Linked DNA regions of Homo sapiens: all the other regions are linked to region 1. Evidence: read pairs that join two places in POLR2A ChIA-PET (ENCODE). Cell type or tissue: Panc1. All regions are shown on one strand. Each heading gives the region's core, and the rest is flanking DNA. Links, peaks and the distances in the headings are about the cores only.

Region 1 (5,170 bases), core at 1-2,500:
TTTATACTTGACTTCATAGGCTCTCACTCAGGCTTGGCAACTTTCTTAACATACAGTTCTTACAAACATTATTACCGGGTTTTTCATTCCATTAGAGGTTTCCAAAACAAATGGTACAGTGAAGATGTCACTATAAGCAGGCCTAATGACCAAGAAGAAATAACAGCTCAAATCCTGACCAAAAAACTAGACAACAAAGAACATTCCACCTTACGGTAATCATAATTACTATAATTATGATCTTGAGTGATCAGGATATAATAAGTATTCAATAAGTGTTCATTTCACTATTGTTATCAAAAAAGTTACTTTTTTTCCATTATATCCGCTGTTTAGGAAAACAGGGAAGCAAATAAAATATTTTTAAAGAAAAAGCTTGCACTAATGACATTCATTTTACCCCTATTAAAAGATAAACTTGGGCATATTGAAAGTTTAACAAGTTTATTCAAGCATTCAGCCACAGCAATTGGGTGCCCTAAGACCACAAGCAGTTCTGTCAATGCTCCTCTGGGCAGGGAGGAAACTTTTATAACGTATTCTCAGACTAAGAAATAGATATTAGACTGGTTAAAGTGGAGACTCCCTAGTTAGATGTTAGTTGGCGGCTTCTGATTGGTAAAGTCTCTAGTTACAGATTCGAAGTTTCATTTTACTGTTTACTACATTGAATTGGGTTTTGGTTTGCTTACGTAGGAACCCAAGGCGCTGATGTTGTCTCAGCCTAGTGGCCTCCCAAGTTATATAGCATCCCTTCAAAAATGATTTTTAAATTTTTAAATGATTCTTAAATAGGTACAATTACTAGCTAAAATTTTCTGGAAAATTTACTTTAAATGACTCATTCTCCAAGGTTGCCAAATAAAAAATAGCAAGCAATAGGGCTGGGCGTGGTGGCTCACACCTGTAATCCCAGCACTTTGGGAGGCCAAGGCAGGTGGATCACAAGGTCAGGAGTTTGAGACCAGCCTGGCCAACATGGTGAAATCCCGTCTCTACTAAAAATACAAAAATTAGCTAGGTGTGGTGGCGTGCGCCTGTAGTCCCAGCTACTCAGGAGGCCAAGGCAGGAGAGTTGCTTGAACCCAGGAGGTGGAGGTTGCAGTGAGCCGAGATCACGCCGTTACATTATAGCCTGGGCGACAGAGCAAGATTCCATCTCAAAAAAAAAAAAAAAAAAGCAAGCAATAGCTAGTGCAGTACACTTCCAAACACTTCACACAAGACAGCTTGTATGGAAGAGCTAATTAAGTGACTAACATTTCACACTGACCAAATTCCATTTATTATCAAGTTCCTATTTCTCCTGAGAACACAGACAAAAGAAAATTCACTAGGTACTGCATTCATGCTGCGCCAGTGGAGGAAGGCTGGTTAGAACCGGCAAATCACTTGAATTTGTGTTATATATACCTAGGTTGAGTCTCTGCCATATTCTTGCAGCAGTTAATTTTTGACTGTTTTCCTTATGATTCTTGTTTATGGTAGGCAGCATTTCCAAAGTGGCTCCCAGAAGAAATCCTATCCTAAATCTCCAGAACCTGTGAACAGGATGAGACATCACTCTCATGATTTATGTTTTAGTCAGTGAGATTATCTGAAGAGTCCACACACTGAAGCTGACTTGAAGATGAAAGGGGCCACCTAGGAGGGCATACGGGTGACCTTAAGAAACTGGGAGAGGCTCTCGGCCCATAGCCAGCAAGCAAACAAGGATTTTAATTCTATGACCCCACTGAACTGAATTCTGGCAATAACCCAAATGAGCTAGGCAGATTTCTCCACAGAGCCTCAGATAAGTACTCAGCTCAGCAGCCCCTTGATTTCAGCTTGGTGATGCCTGAGGCAGTGAACCCAGCCACACCATGCCAGACTCTGACCCATAGAATAGTGAGATTATAAATGGGTGTTGTTTTAACCTACTTTGTGATAATTTGTTATGCAGCAATAAAAAATATATGTCTCAATTAATGAAGTCAAAAATCCAGAAACTTTTCACCTATAATACCCAAGTTTTGGGAACCACGTCTAAGCATAAACCAAGATCACTTGAGTGAATTCTAAATTTATGGGAGGGAATAGCATTATTAATATCTTACCAAAGCAATACTAAAAAATAGTTATGCTACTATTAAAAACTCATTTCTGGGTCTAAGACTACCAGAAATTATAGGAGCGGGCTTTTCTTTTTTTAAATAAGGGGCTAAAAAGAGAGAATGTGATTGATTACTTGAAGGGAGATATGTCTACAGTAATGAGTAGAAAGGAACATACTACAGTTGTCAACAGGAAGAACTACAATTAAATGTGAATTATTTGGTTGAAAGAACAGCTATAATAGATTCTTGTGGCTGAATATCTAACTGGCAAACTTCCTGCAAGCTTCCAGTAACTGGCCCTTTGTCCTCAAGCTGTGCTGTCGAAATTAAATAGAGAGCCCCTAATGACCTTTTAATGTTTATTTGGAGACAAAGCATAAACAAATAGACTTCTCCCAAAGTGTCACACAGTGTAAAATATTTTCCAGTTTGGTTAAGACAGTTTTTTTCACAATAAAAGGCAAGATGCAAAAAGCAGTTTGCATATTGCAATGTGTATAAAAGGAATTTCAGATGTTAAAACGCCTAGATATGTTATACCTTCAGATCAATAATTTTAAAAGCAATTTTAACCCCCCCAAAAAACTTTGCCTAGAAAAATTAGTTACAAAGCCTAGGCAATATAGGTCTTGGTCTTGGTCTTAGGTATTTGTTTATGGCAATGCTCTTCCTATTTTAGGAAATGATTAATACAGGAGCATTTCAATGCAATAAAATCATTTTGACAAAGCCTGCTATAGTTTATCAAAATAGGACATGATGTATGCCAAAGTGTATTTACATTCAGAAAATATAAAGAAACATTTTATTTAAATGAAGCCTTAAGAATTTGAGGGCTAACTTTTAACTTTGGCCTATGTAAGATGTGTACCAATAGGACATGGTAAAGCATGGAGTAAAGTCTCCAAATATTATCAAATCAATCTCTCAGAAATAAAAGTGTGTTCAGACTCTTAAGAAAATTTACCCTGGGGCTTAGACAAGTCTCTGTGAGATTGATTGGTCCAGGGTTCCGGTGGGACCAGAGTGGAATTGTACCTTTGTACTGTAGACTTTGCAGCTGCAGTTGTGTACCTAACTGAAATTGCACTCTTATTGACCTCCTCTCAGTCATATGGACTGAATGACTCTCTGCTTTTAAACTTAGTAGTCTTTGATGCAACAATTTTGCTGTTGTTAAGACATATATTTATTAAGACTCTTTCTGTGCATTCCTTGCTATGGGTTTAGGGACAGAGTTCACCCCAGTGTCTTGCCCTTTTCCCATGCCTACCTGTGTCCATGAAGTCTCTCCCAATCTTTTCCTATTTTGCTTTAACAAATTGGGAAATGGCAACAAACAATTAGAAAGTGAAAACAAATAGAAAAAATGAGGGTATACTCACAGTTTTGCTGCTCCACACAGGCTGCAAATAATGACACTTTATTTTTCTAACTTCTAGCTTAGCCCTCCCACCAGGACAGGGGATGGACAGGGAAACATCATCTCAGTCATTTTTTTAGTGAATAATTTTATCTTCTTTGGGAATTCGGGTTTATACAATTCAGGAAAATTGGTATTCCCAGTGTATTGGTATATGGTAGTGACTAGGAGGAAACGCTCATCATAGAAATTCCTTGATCAATCCAGAGAATGGTGACTCTTATTTTCAACACCTGCTCACTCTGCCCAAACTCAGCCACCAGGACCATTGCCAAGTGGCCATGGTACCTGGCCCCAGCACTCAGGCTTAATCTATATAGCCTCCACCGCAGAGGTCCTGCCACTTCCAGGTATGACCTGGAAACCGAGTTTTCTACCTTTCTGTCTCATGGTATCAGGAATCCCACTGCTTCTGGGATTGGGCAGCTCTCTTAATCTTCAACCTTAGAGCCTCTTCAACACAGGTTACCCAGGGCCCCAGAGCAGACTATCTCATCAAAACACACCAGTGTGTTGGTTAATAATGCAGATACCTGGGCCCTGCCCCAGACCCACAGAATCAGAATCAATGGAGTTGTGTCCCAGGAGTTTGCATTTCACTAAGTTCATCAGTAGATTCCTGTGCATATTCAGACTTAAGAAACATCAGGCCTTAGACTTTTGAAAAACCACATCTTTAAATTCTGTAGCAGTGAAAGTCCAGAGCTCTCACACAAGCTCTGCTCTTGTCTTAAAGAAGGGAAAGAAAAATATATCTCACTTTTACCAGTGAGCTTACAACTGAGGAAACAAGACAAAACTTATTCCTCAGTCAGATTACTCGGCCCCACAAATGTTGAGTAGAAATTGGTAAAGTATCAAAGATCAATAAGATGAAAGAAGGCAACACACACACACACACACACACACACACACACACACACACACCCATGATGATGAGCAGTTTTTATTCAAATGGAAGAGCCTTGGTTGTGGAGGGGCTTGCCAAAGGCCAGAATCTAAGTGGGTCCTGCCAAATGGCAACATGATGTTGCCCATGAATAGATCCCACTGGGCTATATAAGCCTTCAGTTAAGGTTGATAACACAAGAAATTAATTCAAACCAAATTTACTTTCTTTCCATCTTTTCTTTTCCAGATTGCTATTTACCTCACTGATATTTTAAAGAAAGTTTTAAGCAACTATTAATGGACATTCACTAGAATACAAACATTCAATGTTAAGTATCTGTACTAGTGAGGGATTAAAAAACACAGGGATTATTTAAATTCAAAAGTAATTTAAAAACCACACACATTGCATGCATCAACAACTCTAGCTTTGATTTAGTGCTGTTAAAAGAAATATAAAAGAATTAATTTAGCTTTATTAATCTTACTTTAAGGAAAAAAATATATAAATATACACACACATACTTTGAAGTCTCAAATATCCAGATTGATTAATTATAAACTCAAATTTTTCCAGTAGCTAAGAGAGGTAGAAGTGAAAAAATGTCTTAATTAACTGCTTTATTTTAATATTTCAACTTAATTTTGTATTCTATTCCATTACATAATATGCCTGTGTCTTAATATAAAAATCATGGAGAAAATACTTCAGTAAGATGCACTACATTTCTATGATGCCTTCGCAGATGGTTCTCTG
Region 2 (2,500 bases), core at 1-2,500, 70 kb after region 1:
GTGAAACCCCATCTCTACTAAAAATACAAAAAAATTAGTCGGGCATGGCGGCAGGTGCCTATAATCCCAGCGACTTGGGAGGTTGAGGCAGGAGAATTGCTTAAACCCGGGAGGCAGAGGTTGCAGTGAGCTGAGACCGCGCCATTGCACTCCAGCCTGGGCAACAAAAGAGAAACTCCGATTTGATTTGAAAAACAGGAGTGGAGATTCTTATTAAGAATCTGAATTTACATAAAACAACTGCTATTCTAATGTCTAATGGTTTCACAGTGAAGTTAATGATGTCAGTCTCCTTTAGTGCTGATAATAAGAAAAGCTCAAAAATGTCCTGTCTGGAGGCAGTCAAAACCCACGCATTACAAGTCCATTCAAACCCATAATATAATGCTTTCAGGGCTCTACACTCCAAATATGTACATAACTTATAAATAAGAGAGATGGGGCAACAGATTTAGTGGGTCCACTCACTAAATTCTCAGTGTACTTCAAGTATATGCAATCAGATGGGAAAAAGATGGATAGTCTTTTACATCTATATGATGGGACAGAAATTAGTATATTCCTTTCTTTTCCCTTTTTCCATTGTTTCTGAGATGGTATAGTTTCCTAGATTCTTCTGCATCCTTAAAAATCTTTGTCTTTCTCCTCTTGCTTGCTGAGCAAGACCTTCACCAGAGTTTAATTCTTTAATAACTTTTCACTATCTACATACTCTCACTACTTTAATAATCAACTTTTTTTTTGGCGGTAGTAAAACTTCTAAGCTTTCCTCTTTACCCTAATCTACAGTTCTATGTGTCCAAAAGCCTACTTAGCATTATGTCTTGATAATCTATAAGCATCTCAAACTCAAATGTCTAAACCAAACATCTCTTTTGCCCCACATTTCACCAGCCTCCATTGTTTCATAAAAGCAGGCAAAACCTTGGTGGGATTTTTCATGCCTCCTACATCCCCATTATCCCATCAGACAAGTCTTTTAACTTTCCCACTGAAGCCTCTCCCATGCATCCTCCCTTCTCCTTTCATTAACACTACCATGCCTGAATACCGCCCCTTAATATCCTTGCCTGAACTATTCCAATAGCTTATTTATCTATGTTCAATCCATCTTCCACAACAGCCACCATTAATTTTCCTAAAACAATGTTCTGATCATATTACTTTCTCTGGTTAAAACTTTAAAAAAAAGTCCTTAGTTTAATTTTCAAATCCTTGAGCTCTCTTTTCAAGCACTGTTTTCACCACCTGTCTACTTTTCAGCTTCTTCATATTTAAAGAACATCACTACACAACACTTTGGACACTGGAAAGAGTAGCTACCTCCACATTGTTCACTTAAGAAACACACTGCCATCAGCAGCATTTCTCCTTAAGCCAGAAATCAGGTGGAGAAGGGAGTGCAACCACTAAGAGTGGATATCAGAATCTCCAGATTGGTTCTATGCAGTTTGGAATCTCCAGCACCTGCTAGAGATTGTGATACTACCACTCAGTGGTGGGGTGATCTCTGTCCTGTGCAATTAATTTTTGGATGTTCCTAAAAACTTGATACAGTTTTTGTTTATAGTCTTCCTTCAATCTATAATGCACATCTCTTTCAATCTTCATCTACCAAAATTCTAGCTAGCTTTCATGCTTCACTTCAAACACAATCAGCTATCCACAACTTCCCCATACAACTTAGCCAGAAGTAACTTCCCTCCTCCCAATGTCAATGGCACTTTCATGAGGTCTTAAGACATTTTTCGCAAATCTCCTAGTGTCTGTGACTCTTGTGTGTCTCTCTAACCTTCTCTTCTATTGTTGCTTTAGAAAGTGGTTGGTGTATCTTATTCACAGTTGCATGGTCAGAGGGCACAAGGAAGTGCCCTGAACATAATCTAAGCTCAAAAAACAGGAAATAGAACCAAAACCATCATATGCTGCTGAGATTAAAAGGAAATGAAATCAAGCTACTGCTTGTGAACCCAGTTTACATGCCAGCATAATAGGGGAAGGCAACTCAACACATCTGCCACCAATTAGCACATGACTTTGGCCAATTCTAACCTCTCTGTAACAACTTCCCTATCTGTGCCAATCAAGGAGAGAATCAGATCATCTCTCTGGCCCCTTCACAGTTCTAAACTATTATAAATAACTCAATTTATACTAGAAAAATATGGTAGCAGTGAGAAAAAAAATTTAGGAAATCTAAAAAGAAACTTAAAGAGACGCTCTGACTGGCTGCATTGACTTTTCATTAAAACTCCCTATGAAAGTCTTCCTTTATGAAGAACCTTATACTTCCTTACAGGGACCCCTATCCAGTCTAGGGAAACAAACAAAGACAAAACCAGAGTCTAAATCTTTGACATTGAAAAGGCAGGTATGGGTCATCAAAAGACAGACTTACAATGACATGTAACTCATGCATTTATAGTACTCTATGCTAGTTCACACAATTCTCACAGATTTAGGAAGTACCTCAAAAATTTACAAATAAGTGACTCACAGG
Region 3 (2,500 bases), core at 1-2,500, 300 kb before region 1:
TTTATAAAGGCACACAGTCCTATTGTAGCTTATCTTTCGTTATTTTACTGCAGAGCATCTAGACAACTTAGTCCCTCCAGCGGGAAAGTAGCAGCAGCAGCATTAGTCACAGGTCTTACACTACAGATCTTGTGAAAGAGACCAGTTTGGTACTAATTATGAGCATTTTATTCAAACAAAAGTTTTTGAAATATTACAACTGGGGATTTAAAAAATTGCAGCTTAGAATCTGATGGTTTTTTTTTTTCTTGATGTTGTTTGTTTGTTTTTGAGATCGAGTTTTGCTCTTGTTGTCCAGGCTGGAATGCAATGGCACAATCTCGGCTCACTGCAACCTCTGCCTTCTGGGTTCAAGCGATTCTCCTGCCTTAGCCTCCCGAGTAGCTGGGATTACAGGCACCTGCCACCACGTCCGGCTAATTTTTTGTATTTTGAGTAGAGACGGGGTTTCACCATAATGGTCAGGCTGTTCTCAAACTCCTGATCTCAGGTGATCCACCCATCTCGGCCTCCCAAAGTGCTGGGATTACTGGCGTGAGCCACCGCACCCGGCCTTGATGTTTATTTTATAAAGCACTGTAATTTTGTAGCTGATGACAAAAGGCAGCCAAATGTTTTTGATAAATCAGTGGCAACTGTATTTTTGTCTTTTGAAATAACTCTGAAAACATCAGGACAACATAGATTTCAACCTGATAGCACACCACACACAGTGAGCTGTTGCTTTTTAAATTCTGAAGCCTTGTCAGGTTTGCTTCCTAGATTTCAAGTGTTTAAAATAATTCTATCTATGAAACTGAAGGATGAAGCAGATCTCTGACTGACATGTAAAAAAAAATGCCCTTTGAGGGTGTATGGTGGAGATAAATGTTTCTGAATTCAGTAAAATTGATTCCTAAGTATATTATCCTAATCCTGTTTGCTACAGTTGGTATAAAAAGGCATGAAATATGTATTCAATACCTCTTATGTAACCAAAACCATTTTTAATTAGCTTTTAAGGACTGAGAGAGCATCATGTTCAACTGGCATGCAGTCTGCCTGCATTGCCAATGAAGTCCTCAACTGTTTAATATTTTGAACTAATATTATTTATAATCTATGAATTTAATCTTTTTTGAAAGACTTTAATAATTTGAGTCTCTGAGAGGATACTTTCAATTTCCATGGGGGACTTATTTGTTGGGGATCTTAAATAAGATTCCTTTTGATCTACCGGAATATACATGTACAGAGTACATTGGATCATGTTGGAAAGAAGGCAAGTGAAAAGGTCAGAGATGAAGTAGCAAAGTTATGGAATATCGTGGAAAGGATACTAGTTGTGAAATGGAAAGAGACAAGTTATAGTACCCCAAAAGCAAAACAAGCAGGAGATGCAAGAGATGCCCCAAAAGGACAAAGCAACAATTTTCTGTTGCCACCTTTATACCGGAAGACTCTGTTGTAGAAGAAAAGAAGGCTTTGGTGCACCTTATGTGGGAGGAGGAGGGGCAGGGCATGCTGATGCTGAGCGTACAGGCAGACAAGAGCGTAGCCTGCTGTTGCCTCCATCACTATGAAATGACTTATTTTACCTGAAGGACCCATGGTTTATGTTCCTCTAATTCCTTTCACTCTCCCTAAGCCCTCTGAGAGAGATGAAGATAGATGATTTTATTGCTACTAAATTGAAGGGAGCACTATTTCTTTTTGTCTTTTGTTAGCAAAAAATTGCAAAAAGAATTGTACATTCTTGCTAAAAATAAATAAATAAATAAAAAATTAAAAAAACAAGGGACCTAACAAAACTCAGCAGTGTTACTGTATTTTTAAAAAATATTTTTATAGACTCATTTTCAGGTTATTAAATGTAAGAGAAACAGATACCCCTCTTTTTTAAAGTAGGTAAATCATTGATGATTTATATTACCAATTTTTAGAAGTAATTTTCTAGTAAGCTTGTGGCATCAGAAAATACTAGAAGATTTTTTTAGTTAAATTAGTTAGAACATTTATGAATGAATATAATAAATATTTTTTCAGAATAAAATATGGACCCTTTGTGTTTACTAATAGATAAAGCCAGATATAATTTTTTGTTTTTAAGGCCACAAAATATGGCCTTTGTTAAAGAACACTAAAGTTAGAAATCTAAAGTTAGAGCAACTTTTTAATGGCTATTTCCTATTATTGTAAGTGTTAAAACCCCTGCAGAATTCTTGATAAGGTGCTATTTATACTATATTTCTTATTATAAGATAACTGTCTTTAGTCTTCTTAGTACTAGTCTTTTTAGTACTAAATCAATCAGTAAACATCATCATTTCACCCCAAAATTTTGTCACAGAAAAGGCGTATCAAATGAAAAATAATTTCAGAGATCTTTCTTTCAAGATATTTTTTCCTGATAAAATACATTGTCTTGAAGTAAATACATTGTCAAAACCTAATTGCAATTCTGTTAAATCTAAGTAATTTTTAGACAGTGTTTCACCGTATTATTTAGGATGTGAAATGC

The links. ChIA-PET counts read pairs that join two places held together with the same protein. Peaks named below come from ENCODE experiments on the same cell type or tissue, not always from the same donor. Only the 100,000 strongest peaks of a DNase experiment are listed, where the experiment ranks them.
Region 2: POLR2A ChIA-PET joins it to region 1 with 7 read pairs; 4 of 35 experiments call an interaction of 5 or more read pairs at or near these places.
Region 3: POLR2A ChIA-PET joins it to region 1 with 8 read pairs; 1 of 35 experiments calls an interaction of 5 or more read pairs at or near these places.

Annotation. Positions count from the first base shown.
Region 1 is chr3:149,212,911-149,218,080 of GRCh38, reverse strand. All of the region lies in intron 1 of CP (ceruloplasmin), which reads left to right. Among named protein-coding and RNA genes, the nearest start is that of CP, 6.3 kb to the left of the region's middle. In Panc1, for the core only: no CTCF peak of the experiment used is centred there; no DNase peak of the experiment used is centred there; H3K27ac peaks cover 2,500 bases.
Region 2 is chr3:149,145,572-149,148,071 of GRCh38, reverse strand. All of the region lies in intron 5 of HPS3 (HPS3 biogenesis of lysosomal organelles complex 2 subunit 1), which reads right to left. Among named protein-coding and RNA genes, the nearest start is that of HPS3, 17 kb to the right of the region's middle. In Panc1, for the core only: no CTCF peak of the experiment used is centred there; no DNase peak of the experiment used is centred there.
Region 3 is chr3:149,517,714-149,520,213 of GRCh38, reverse strand. It overlaps WWTR1 (WW domain containing transcription regulator 1), which reads left to right. Exons shown (of 7, transcript NM_015472.6): 7 at 1-2,500. Among named protein-coding and RNA genes, the nearest start is that of TM4SF4, 44 kb to the right of the region's middle. In Panc1, for the core only: no CTCF peak of the experiment used is centred there; no DNase peak of the experiment used is centred there; H3K27ac peaks cover 2,029 bases.